Regions from separate parts of the Homo sapiens genome. Here region 2 is linked to region 1. A link is an interaction called in ENCODE POLR2A ChIA-PET data of the cell type or tissue named here. Cell type or tissue: Panc1. All regions are shown on one strand. Links, peaks and the distances in the headings refer to the core of each region. The heading gives the core; the rest is flanking DNA.

Evidence for each region. ChIA-PET counts read pairs that join two places held together with the same protein. Peaks named below come from ENCODE experiments on the same cell type or tissue, not always from the same donor. Only the 100,000 strongest peaks of a DNase experiment are listed, where the experiment ranks them.
Region 2: POLR2A ChIA-PET joins it to region 1 with 5 read pairs; 6 of 35 experiments call an interaction of 5 or more read pairs at or near these places.

What each region holds. Positions count from the first base shown.
Region 1 is chr7:27,762,336-27,768,298 of GRCh38, reverse strand. It overlaps TAX1BP1 (Tax1 binding protein 1), which reads right to left. Exons shown (of 17, transcript NM_006024.7): 4 at 2,278-2,465. Among named protein-coding and RNA genes, the nearest start is that of TAX1BP1-AS1, 25 kb to the right of the region's middle. In Panc1, for the core only: no CTCF peak of the experiment used is centred there; no DNase peak of the experiment used is centred there; H3K27ac peaks cover 461 bases.
Region 2 is chr7:27,909,827-27,915,789 of GRCh38, reverse strand. The region is part of intron 2 of JAZF1 (JAZF zinc finger 1); the gene reads left to right. Among named protein-coding and RNA genes, the nearest start is that of TAX1BP1-AS1, 170 kb to the right of the region's middle. In Panc1, for the core only: no CTCF peak of the experiment used is centred there; no DNase peak of the experiment used is centred there.

The sequences.
Region 1 (5,963 bases), core at 1,787-4,286:
CCTAAATTCACTGATTATTAATATCTTGCATGTTTATCTCTTTATATACCTAAGTTTATGTATCCTTTTTTCTTCTAAGCCATTTAATGTGAAATTGCAGACACTTCACTCCTAAATACTTCAGAGCAAGCATCACCTAATAAGGACAGTTGGCTTTAAACCACCACTATTATTATAGCTAAGAATATTAAGAATAATTTTATATCCTCCAATAGGCCATAGTCAAATATCCCTCACTATCCCCCCAGTTTTTTTTTAAATCTAGGACACAATCAAGGTCCACAGATTGCAAAATTATGTCTCACTAATCACTTTTAATGTCAACAGGACCCCAGATAATGTCTCACATTTGTAATAATTTTGTGCAGTTTTAGATAAAGATTTTAATGAATGTGAGAATTTTAAAGACTCACCAAAATATTTGTTAAAAAAACATTTAATCTCAGAAATATTTACTTAAGAAACAGCAATTTTCACATTCTTTATAAAGTACCCTTTGTGGAGTAGGAAGGAGTGAAACAGAATGAGATATGTCTCAATCTACTTGAAGAAAAAGTACAAGATAAATGTGAATGCCAAAATGCCCATCACTTTTCTGTTGGAGGCCCTGAAATGAGGGTGGTCTAATAAGTATTCAAAAAGCTACAATATAAATACTGACTGCATTCTTAAGATCTGGGTTTGTTTCAGCATCTTTGACTGGCATTCAAATACAAAGCTAAAAACCTTGATCATCAGGCAGTTGCACCACAAAATGTTTTAGTCACCCTATAAAAGTTACATTTCTTTAAGATAAGAGAGGAATTTCTGTAAAGGGGAAGGAAAGATATGAAAGAATTCACAATAAAAAATCATTAGTTCCTCCTAACCTAGTTTGACTGTCTAATAAAAGTATTCTATCTGTAACCTCTTGTCTTTTTACTCCAGTCTCAGTTCTTTGAGGTAAATAAAAGTAAAATCAAAGGTATTAAATATTTACATGTTAAAAAAATCTATCCAACTATAAAGAAAAAGCAATAGCTGCAATAGAAGAAATATGAATATAAATTAGCCAAAAATGTATACTGAACCAATTTGAGAAACTATTTTTCTTATTATTATAATAGAGGGCACTATATACAATTAATCACAATAACTCAAATATAACACTGTAGTTTTTTAGGTATAGGATAAAGATATTGAAAAATGTGATCTTAAAATGAGAAAAGAATGTCACTCTATTTTTTCTGTCAATGACTACTAAAAATTAATACACAAGGCATTATTAGACCATCTACATAGTAAATTTATATTAAAGCCATGATCATGACTCCACAATATTCTATTTACAAAAACAGTAAGGAGTAAATAGCTTTTTAAATTTTCTTTTTAAATTATGGTTAATCTAGGCTTATTCATTTCATCAGAAGTACAACAGGAATCATTCTAAAAATGTCCAATCTAAATTAAGAGACTGGGAAGCTCCCCTGACTCACTGCCACACTTTAGAAAGAGAATGCTCATGGTAGTGAAACAAAGTTCACATCCAATTACAGTTAGATTTATTGATTTACACCATTATCCCAAGCAGCTTCATCCCCAAATCGGTAACATTCTACAATGAACTGATTACGCCACCACAAAAAGTTAGGCAAAGGAACATAAGGAAAGCTTTAGACCTAAACTCTCCCAATTGGTACTTACTGCACTATCCACTATGCGCAAAATAAGGATAGGCCCTAGGGAAAGTCTCTGCCACAGTGGAACCAACAGCATAATTGTGGCCAAAAGATTTTTTTAAGCATTTCAAAAAAAGACACTCTAAATTTATTATTTTAGTTAAAAAGCATTCGATTTTTTTTTTTTTTTTTTTTTTTTTTTTTTTTTTTTTTTTTTTTTTGATACGGAGTCTCGCTCTGTCGCCCAGGCTGGAGTGCAGTGGCACGATCTTGGCTCACTGCAAGCTCTGCCTCCCGGGTTCATGCCATTCTCCTGCTTCAGCCTCCCGAGTAGCTGGGACTACAGGTGCCTGCCACCACGCCCGTCTAATTTTTTGTATTCTTAGTAGAGACAGAGTTACACCGTGTTAGCCAGGATGGTCTCGATATCCTGACATCGTGATCTGCCTGCCTCGGCCTCCCAGAGTGCCGGGATTACAGGCGTGAGCCACTGCGCCCAGCCAAAGCATTCGATTTTTGTGGCAACTCTCACATAACCTTAAAATTCTTAAAATGCCAACCAACATGAGCTCTGTTCTTAAAATTATCAATGAATCACTATCTCACTGTGAACACCAACCTCAAGAAGGCCTGCTTTTGTGGTCACCACTAACATGTCAGAATTTCCTTCATCTTCCATAGTAAGCAGCTCTTCAACTGGAGAAGAAGCTCGAAACTGGAAAGGTGTACTTGCTCCACGAATTTCACCCTTATGGGTAACGTAACAGAACTGATAAAATTCTCCATCATCATTTGGAAGGTAATATCCTAAGAGGAAGTTAACAAACAAAATTATTAAACTTCCTATTATAAAATTCATGTTATTTCAATTTAACAATACTTGCCATGTCTCATTCCCCACACTGTTCTTGACAAGAATCTGGGATATGTCCTTCCTCCTTTCGCAAATTATCAAAACTAGATTCTTCCTTCCTACTCAAAGTTAAATTTTTTCTTCTCTTAGGTTTAAGCTTATATTCCCAGAATATCCTTTCCCCTTGTATCTTCACTAGGGCAAAACCCACTCATTTAGGACAGGCAAGTATATACTTTACAATGGGAAAGAGGCTGGAGGAGGAGCAAGGGAAGAACCAATATAAAAGTCTACTGAGGACTGGGAGTGGGGGTGGGAATATGTCATTTAGAGAAATCTTCCCTCCAATTTGACATTCATTACATGTAAATAAGAGATATTAACTAAAGTAATATGCTGCACATGTGAACTATATGAAGGCAGAAAAGATGAGGTCTGCTAGTGCAGTATGGTAAAAATAAGCTTTAGGACCCAGTGCGGTGGCTCATGCCTGTAATCCCAGCACTTTGGAAGGCCAAGGTGGGCAGATTCGCTTGAGCCCACCTGGAGTTAGAGACCAGCCTGGCCAACATGGTGAAACCCTGTCACTACAAAAAATACAAAAATTTGCCAGGTGTGATGGCATGTACCTGCAGTCCCAGCTACTAGGGAGGCTGAAGCGGGAGGATCGCTTGAGCCCAGGAGGTCAAGACTGCAATGAACCATGATGGTGCCACTGCACTCCAGCCTGAGCGACAGAGTGAGACTCCGCCTCAAAAAAAAAAAAAAAAAAAAAAAACAGAGAGGAGAGGCAGACAATCTATAAGATAAGAGAAATTCTTGTGGCGCTTTAAAGCAAAGTAGCAGTCCACAAAAAGGAATTAAGAGAGGGGTGGAGCATGTCAAAAAAAAATACAGGAGCCCACTTGAAAAGCTCCAAATGGCTAAAGCTGAAACAATTTAAGTAACAAAAAAAATATGGTATTAGACTTTATTTCACAGAAGAAATTAATGATTCCATGGAGAAGAAGAAAATTCTTTCTAACGTAATGATCAACTAATAAATATACAAGTAATGAACTTCATTAGGCAAACACCACAATAATCGTAGGCAAGATGCACAGAGGGATACTAAAATTAGTGGCTGAAAATATGAGGAGAAACAAGATATTTCCACAGTCTCAAAGTAGCTCCCTCATAATATTCATTAATTACAAGGGAAAAAAATAATAACTTTATTTACAGTGGAGAAATCCAGAAGACACAATCTTAAACAAGCAATCAAGATTATTATAACCAGTAATAAGATGTATGGACATCACATACTCCCTGATAAAATGTACTGAGAAAGGTACAATACTGTTTCTATGGCATTCTTCCCAAAAATGCATAACTTCAATCTAATCATGAGAAAACATCGAGCAAAACCAAGATGAGAGACAAGCTACCAAAACAAACAACACCACAAAATGCTAACAGTACTTCACAAGAAAGTAAAGGTTATGAAAGATAAGGAGGAAACCAAGGAGACTAAGACAACATGACAATTAAATACAAAGAGGAATTAAAGACTGGATCTAAGAACAGAAAAAGAACAGTAATGGAAACACTGGTGAAATCTGAGTAAGGTTTGTACTTTAGTCAATAGTACTGTACCACTGTTAAACTATTGGTTTCTTAAATAAATGTACCATGGTCATGTAAGATGCTCACATGACACGAAGATGGGCAAAGGGCATACAGAAATTCTGTGTACTACTTTTGCAAGTTTTCTTTACATCTAAAATTACTTCAAAATACAAAGTTTAAATAAATATCATAGACATGTATCTGGCAACATACATTTTTAAAGATTTTAAAAATCCACCCTCCTAATAGCTACTAAAAACTTACTAATTCATACCAACTTCCAAATAGCCACTAGGCTTATTTAAAAGCTTAACTAGAAAACAAATATATAGCATAATTAATCAGCTCTGGCATCAAGACATTAGAAACTGTACAAACTAGGTATTCAAGGTCTGATTCTTTTTTTTTTTTTGAGACAGAGTCTCGCTCTGTCACCCAGGCTGGAGTGCAGTGGCCTGATCTCAGCTTACTGCAACCTCCACCTCCCTGCTTCAAGCAATTCCCCTGCGTCAGCCTCCCGAGTAGCTGGAATTACAGGCACACGCCATCACGCCCAGCGAATTCTTTTGTATTTTAGTGGAGACGGGGTTTCACCATGTTGGCAAGACTGGTCTTGAATTCCTATCCTCAGGTAATCCACCCGCCCCGGCCTCCCAAAGTGCTGGGATTACAGGTGTGAGCCACCGTGCCCGGCCTCAAGGTCTGATTCTTTAAAAAACAAAAACTTCACTAAAATAAACTGCTAAAAAATATGGTTCAAAACCATTTGAGATAGACATAATTATTCAGAGCTGCAATTTAAAGCTGCCTGGAAAAACTTGTCAGATGGATACTGAAAATAAAATGGGAAAAAGTGAAAACTAAATTTTCGAGTCAAATTTTACAGACTGTGCCTTTAGTATTCAACAAGATTATAATAAATAAATAAGGGTTCATTTAGGAAAACAATCACGTTTAGGTATTGTTAGATGTTTTGGGTTTTGCATTTCAGGATTCTCATTACTCATCCACAAAATGAGCAAAGTGATTTGCATTATGCTTGAAAGCCCTTCTATAACTCTAATATTCAATGACTAAGCTTTCCCTGACTTCCTTATATAACAAAAAAGTTCTAGGCACGGAGATGCTTTTATTTCTGAATTTCAAAATTCAAAATAAAAATGAACTGTTGAATTTTCAGAAACTTGTAAAACATATTGCATTTAGGCTTAGTGCCCATGAATTTTTGAGACAGGTTCTCACTCTGTCGCCAAGTCTGGAGTGAAGTGGTACAATCTCGGCTCACCGCAACCCCAGCCTCCTGGGCTCAAGTGATCCTCCCCACCTCAGCCTCTCAAGTAGCTGGGACTTTAGGTGTACACCACCATGCCTGGCTAATTTTGGGGGTATTTTTTGTAGAGATGAAGTTTTGCCAAATTGCCCAGGCTGGTCTCAAATTCCTGGGCTCATGCAATCCATCCTCCTTGGCCTCACAAAATGTTAACATTAGAAGTGTGAGCCACCATGTCTGGCCCAAAAATGTTTTTAAAGTATTAACAGAAATAAACTGGATGCTTTTCTCTACTTTTTAACCACTTTTAAACTTACTCCTAAGTCCCTAATAAACAAAAGCAATAGTCACTATAACAAATTGAATAAATTTTTTTCAACAGATGGAGTCTCACTATGTTGCCCACACTGGTCTCTTAACTCCTGGTCACAAGCCATCCACCTGCCTCAACCTCCCAAACAGCTGAGATTACAGGTGTGAGTCACCACTTAAAAAATAAGTTAACCTGGCAGTTAACTTATTTTTTAAGGGGAAACCAATCACAATAAAAATGACTAAAAATAAACCAACAGCT
Region 2 (5,963 bases), core at 1,532-4,031, 150 kb before region 1:
AATAAAGTCAATATATTTACTGCCCTTTTCAGTGGGATGATTTTCATTATTCATTACTCAATTACTTTTGCAGTAAAAAGAAATGAGTTATGATTTGTTTTGGATGAGCATGTTGTTAAATTAATGGCTTGTTTCAAATGTTTCAACCTAAATGTTGTAGTTGAAGAACATCAGTGAAACTTTGCACTTCACCTTATTCAGGATAATAAACCTGTTCTAATCAAAACATTAAAACTTGCTTCATTTTTAATTACTCTACAGCAATACCATATTGTTATATGATACCTGGAATATAACACTTTTTAAAAAGTGCTAGCGATCAAATTATGCACCTTGATTAATTAGGCAATAACCCATGAAAGATCTATTGTTACCAGTGAGTAAAGACTAGTTTGCTATTTAATGACCCAAGATGAAGTCAGGCTGAGCTAAGCTGAAAGAAGGCACTCGTTAACCACAGGAAGGATGAATTTTGCAAATTATAATTACCATATTAAATGGAATTTGGTGATTTATTACAGCCCCCTTTTGAAACATAGCATTATAAAGAATTCCTGCCTTCAGCAAGGCAGGAAGCTTGAGCTCCTCCCTGTTTATTTTATAATTACTCAATAAAATCCAGACAAAATTAGTTGTTACCAGTAATTAATGACCAGTTTAATAAAGAAGGGAGTCTAGCAGATGGTGATTATTTTTTTAATAGGGCCTGCTTGAAGGAATCATCCTCATAGTAAACTCTTAACAGTAATTTGTAGCTAAAATGGCTGGTGGTTGCCATCTTATTGGTTGCTGAGGCTGGGTCTAATCCTCGCCTAAGGGCTGGGGCTCATTTCTTCACCAGCTAAAATCCTTTACATAAAGTAAATGGCGCTCTGGTTACTGCCATGAATAAACTAGGTCCTATGAGCACACTAGAGGGAGGTTCTAGAACAGAGGAGCCCAGTGCATGGCTTGTGAAATCCAGAAGGCTGTTTCCTGTAGGGACATTGGGCATCAGATGGAGTCAAGGCTGAACCGATCTACTGTAGCATCCTGAGAGGCCCCTGTGTGGAAATGAAAGGTAACTGTTGCCCTGTGCTTCTGAAGAAGTGCTATATCTATATGGGAGATCTAGTAACAATTGCAAGGTAAATGTTGGCCACACAGCACTCTTGTCCTTGGCTGGTGAGCAGGAGTTTCCATTTTTAGTAAGGGATGTGAGGGCTACTTCCCTGGCAGTCCTGCTGAAGGCATGAGAAAATCAGAATGCAGTCAGGCAACAAAAGGTTGCCACAATTTATATAAACCTAAACAAAACAGAAGCTGGGGTTGACGAGCACACACAGTAGTTTTTAACATCCAGGACCAAAGTACAGCCCCCGGCCCAACCATACACAGTGGTCTTCTGCTTCGGGCCTCACGCTGTGCATAACATACTCCCCACAGTTGGCTTTAGAATTTTTTGTGCCCTCCCTCAGGTGCCTATTCCAGGCTGTTAGCAGCATTTGAAGAGCAGAGAACCTGTCCCCATCTCCATGTCCCCTCAGCCCACGTACAGGTACCTCCATAACTACTTGTGAAATGGAGTTACAGCATCTGAAAATATTAGGAGCAATTCCTTGCATTGTTGACTCAACTTTCCAGTTTACAAGTATTCAAAAATTTTCAACCCACATAGCAAACAGATAGCAGGCGGTTCTCTCCACATTTTGTTTCTCCTGCCCCTGTGCTCTGTCCCCAGATTTGTTCTCTCTCAGTTCTCCCGCCCCTCTTATTCATTCGATTTTACTGTGCTTTAAATCTTTATCCTGAAGAGCCACCTTACGTGCTTTCAGAACTTGTGGAAATAAAGAAACACATCAATGAAACCCCCATTTACAGATAAGAAAACTGAAGCTCAGAGAGGTTAAAAGCTTATCACAGGCATATAACTAGCACGTGGTAAAGCTGGATACAGGGCTTGCCTGCAGGTCCCACCTTTGCTTCTCTGCTAAGAGCCCCTGCTAGGTAACAACTCACTAAGAGTGAAAGAGAGAAATTAGACTTCAATTATAGTAAGAAGAAGGTAGGTCAGAAAGCAAATGGCCAAGGTATCTCACTGCCTGAATGCAAGAGAAATGAGGCATCTGCAAGGGCTCCCATAGGTGGGTTGGATTTTCTTCTTCTGGAGATGTTAATCAGTCAAGGAATAGAGGGTAAGAGCAAGCTTGACCCAGTGTGCTCTGACTCAGTGTGAAAGAGAGCAAGGGGTTTCCACTCCTCCTGCAGCTGTGCTGACCACTTAGCTCCGCAGCGCCCCTCCCACCAAGCTCTGTTCACGTGGGGTCTCTTTGTTCCCCACCCTCTTCCGCCCACAGACAGCGGAGATGAGACAGACCTAGAGAAGACCTCCCTTCTCGCTGTCCTACTTGTCCAAAAGGTATGGCCTTCTGGTTCTTTTGTTGTTTTTTTCTTCCTCCCTTTTCTTAACACATTGTATGGTTAGAAAATCTCAATCTGGCTACACACACACACACAAATATATATATATAATATATATAAATACATATATAATATGTAAACATAAATATCTATGTATATACATATATAAAAAATGTATATAAATTTTTTTTTAATGTATGCTGTTCTGTATTGACCTCCCTTTGGTCCCATAAGGCCTAATGAGGAGGCAGATTCTGGAGGCCCTCAGGAGGTGAATTAACTCTTTCAAAGACACTGGGGTAGCATTCAGTGAATTACCCACTAAGTAGCTCCCAGATATCCTGAAAGATACAATGTCTCCTCACAAATACCTCATGTTCTCCGAGGGAGCGATACGGACACAGAGAATGTGTGGTTAATTGCGTAAATGAGGCCAGAGTCAGCTGTATCATCAGCACCGTGAGTGGAAACAGTATCTGCCACCATCACGAGTGATGACAGGGGAAAGGGAGCTTTGTGTTGGCCGTCTCCAGTCTTTTCCCAGCTGTCATAGGCAACTCTGGCCTTCTGTTTGTGCACTTTCTGCATTTTAATTCCCAGAATTCCTCTTTTCCAAATTCTGCATTGTAGGGCCACATGCTCTGGGCCACATGTTCTGTAAATAGTCACCCAAGCCCCATTGTAAATTATATAGGGGGGAAAAAGTTGGAAATGTCTTAATTGGCTTTTCAGAACTCTAAATTTCAAGGTTTTTGTTTTAATTTTAACCTTAATCTTAACAGCCCATTCTAATAACCTTTCTCACTATTCCCTCTTCCTTCCTCCCTCTCTGCATCACCCACCTCCATTTATAGGGGTGGGTGAAAAATTTTCTTCTGAAGTCAGTGAGAGTTTCGGACTCCTATCGTTCGATAGGATGCAGAGTATGGAGGTAAACTAGCCCCAAGATTTTTCTCACCCTCTCCAAGAGAAAACCCAGTTTGGTCTCAGGTCTTACCCAAGTAAAATTCCTGCATTGTGAGCAGACTTTTCACTTCCAATAAGGAAAAGGAGTCGACTTTTTCTCTAGGTGTTTTTGGTTACACAGTAAGAAATACAAGGTCAGTTAACATCACAAAGAATCCCCCAGGCAACTGAAAGAAGTGTAAGTGAAAATTATTGTAAAGTACCCTTCACAGCGGGTACCAATGTTAGAGTTTTATTTCAGCAAATTGTTGGGATCCCATTATTTAGGAGGGTTTGTGAACAGATTGAAATGGAATTTGAGCTACTTATTGCATAAAAGCCACGTGATGCTTATGTCCTCTATTAACATTTTTCAGCTCCCAGTACACCCCCATTCTGAGCTGGAAGATATAAATGCTATGCCTTTGAGAGGACGTCTTTGCATAAAACACTCAAATAAATAAATGTACTTTTTCATTTCAGATCTTCACTCTTAAATAATGTTTGTACCCCAGATGTTCATCTAAAAACATAAAAATATTGTCTGAAAAAAATATATGAGACCCATTACTCAGTCTCTCCTCCTGCCATTTATACTGCAGGTATTCCCCAAGTTTCTCTTCTCAACCTTTGCCTCCTTTTCCCTGCTTGCTCCCTTAGTTTTCTCCTCTGGGTGGATGACTCCCAAATCTAGATCACTGACCTGTTTGTCCACATCCTTGAGTATCCCACCACCATTTCACACCCAGCGTATCCAGATGGAGCTCTTATCAGTTGTAACAGCACTGCTCAATAGGACTTTCTGTGATCGTGGAAATTTTATGTTTCTATTCAATATGGTAGCCCTTAGCCATATGTGGCTACTTAAATTAAGTAAAATTAAATAAAATTATAAATTTCATTCCTTGGCTGTACTAGCCACATTTCAGGTGTTCATAGCTTCATATGGCTAATGGCTACTGTATTGAACAACACAGACTTTTAGCATTTTGTAACTTTCCTATGGCATGATATTAGCTGTGGGTCCTTGGGCAAACTACCTGATGTCTCAAGGCTCAATTTTGTATCTGTAAATAGGACTGATAACCCCTTGCAAGCTGTTATGAGGATTAAATAAGGTAATAATGATAAAGCACGTAGCATATCACATACTAAAAAGACTTTAAAAGTCATAGATCTTTTGCCCTTATTCCTTCTTTAATATTAACATCCAGATATCCACCTGAAGCTTGGATAATGTGAATGCTCTCCAGAGCCATTTTAAGAAGGGGTTAGTTTGCACACCGTTGGGAACACCTAAAAACGCTATGGATTAAATCTGGCTTAAAGCTGTAGCTCTTCGGTGTTTGGTTGTTGGAAAAGTTCTGAGCAATTCTGTGCATCATGGTTAATATAAGAGTGCTCGGCAGGGTCTGACAAGATTCTCCTAGTTGGTTGGAATTATTTTAGTTAGGGTATTTGTCTCATTTCCCAGGGCACAATAACAGAAGGAAAATCTCCACGAGGCTAGCATCTGGTGCAGTAATGATTGAGAGGTAACCCCATCTGAAAATGCCCATTGCTTCAGTGGATACTTGGGGTGGGGGGAACAACCGCTTGGTTTGCATACACGAACTTGGTGAAAGAGGCTCCCTGGTCACCAAAAATGGCCCGGGTGTTGGGTGCAGAGGTGTCCAGGACCTTCAGTCACTCAAAAAGGAGCCCTCTGCTGTGGACCATTCCTGCATACGCAAGTAATGGGTTTTAAAGAGGGTTTGCCTGGTTTATATCCCGGCTGCAATCCATTAAAGCTTTAATTACACTAATTAGGGATTTGGGATAATCAGGTTGGCTGGCCTGAAATAGGGGCCTGTACTCTCTGAGAAAAGCTTTGCTAAATAAACCAGCAGGATAAACAGGATTGTGGGACGCATGCATTCCTGGGAGCCAGCTGATGCCCAGGATTAGTGCATGCCTTTGGCATGCAAATGAAGGCTGCTCCTTGTAAATCAGCAGAAGGTCCAGAGGCCCCTCCAAGAAATACTTCATTAGCAGTTAAGTAGTGACATTCTTGAAAAATTTAAACACACACATACCCCCTGAATTTTTTTCCAGATAACCCATAAATTTGTGCAGGCTTTGCATGGGAGCTGTGCATGGGATGGAGCATGTAGGGGAAAGGTGGCTAGGAGAGCTTATAAAATACACATTGATTTCAAAGCATTACTGAATAGTGGTTTTATGTCATTCTTTTTTCCCTCTAACTTAAAAACCACCAAAATCTCACTATACTGTGCAAGACAGCATACCATTTGACATTATAACAGACTCTCATACCTGAAAGAGTTGGGAACCATTGGCTGATATTTTCAAATTAATAAACATTCAGTGTCATTCAATGGTATAGACTCTATATAACAGTGCTCCTCCTTTGCAAGCATTTGGCAGTGTGTGTTGTGTCCCTGCGGTTATGCTGCTGGCCATCTTAATTGTGAATCTATGTTAGGTATTTCCCAGGAACTATGTTGGAAAAATTTCCTTTTCCCTTTGTTCTCTTCTGTCTTTCCTTTCTTCCATTTTTAAAAATCCGTATATATTTTTAAGTGATTATGTGAACACAAGATGAAAAATATGTGAAT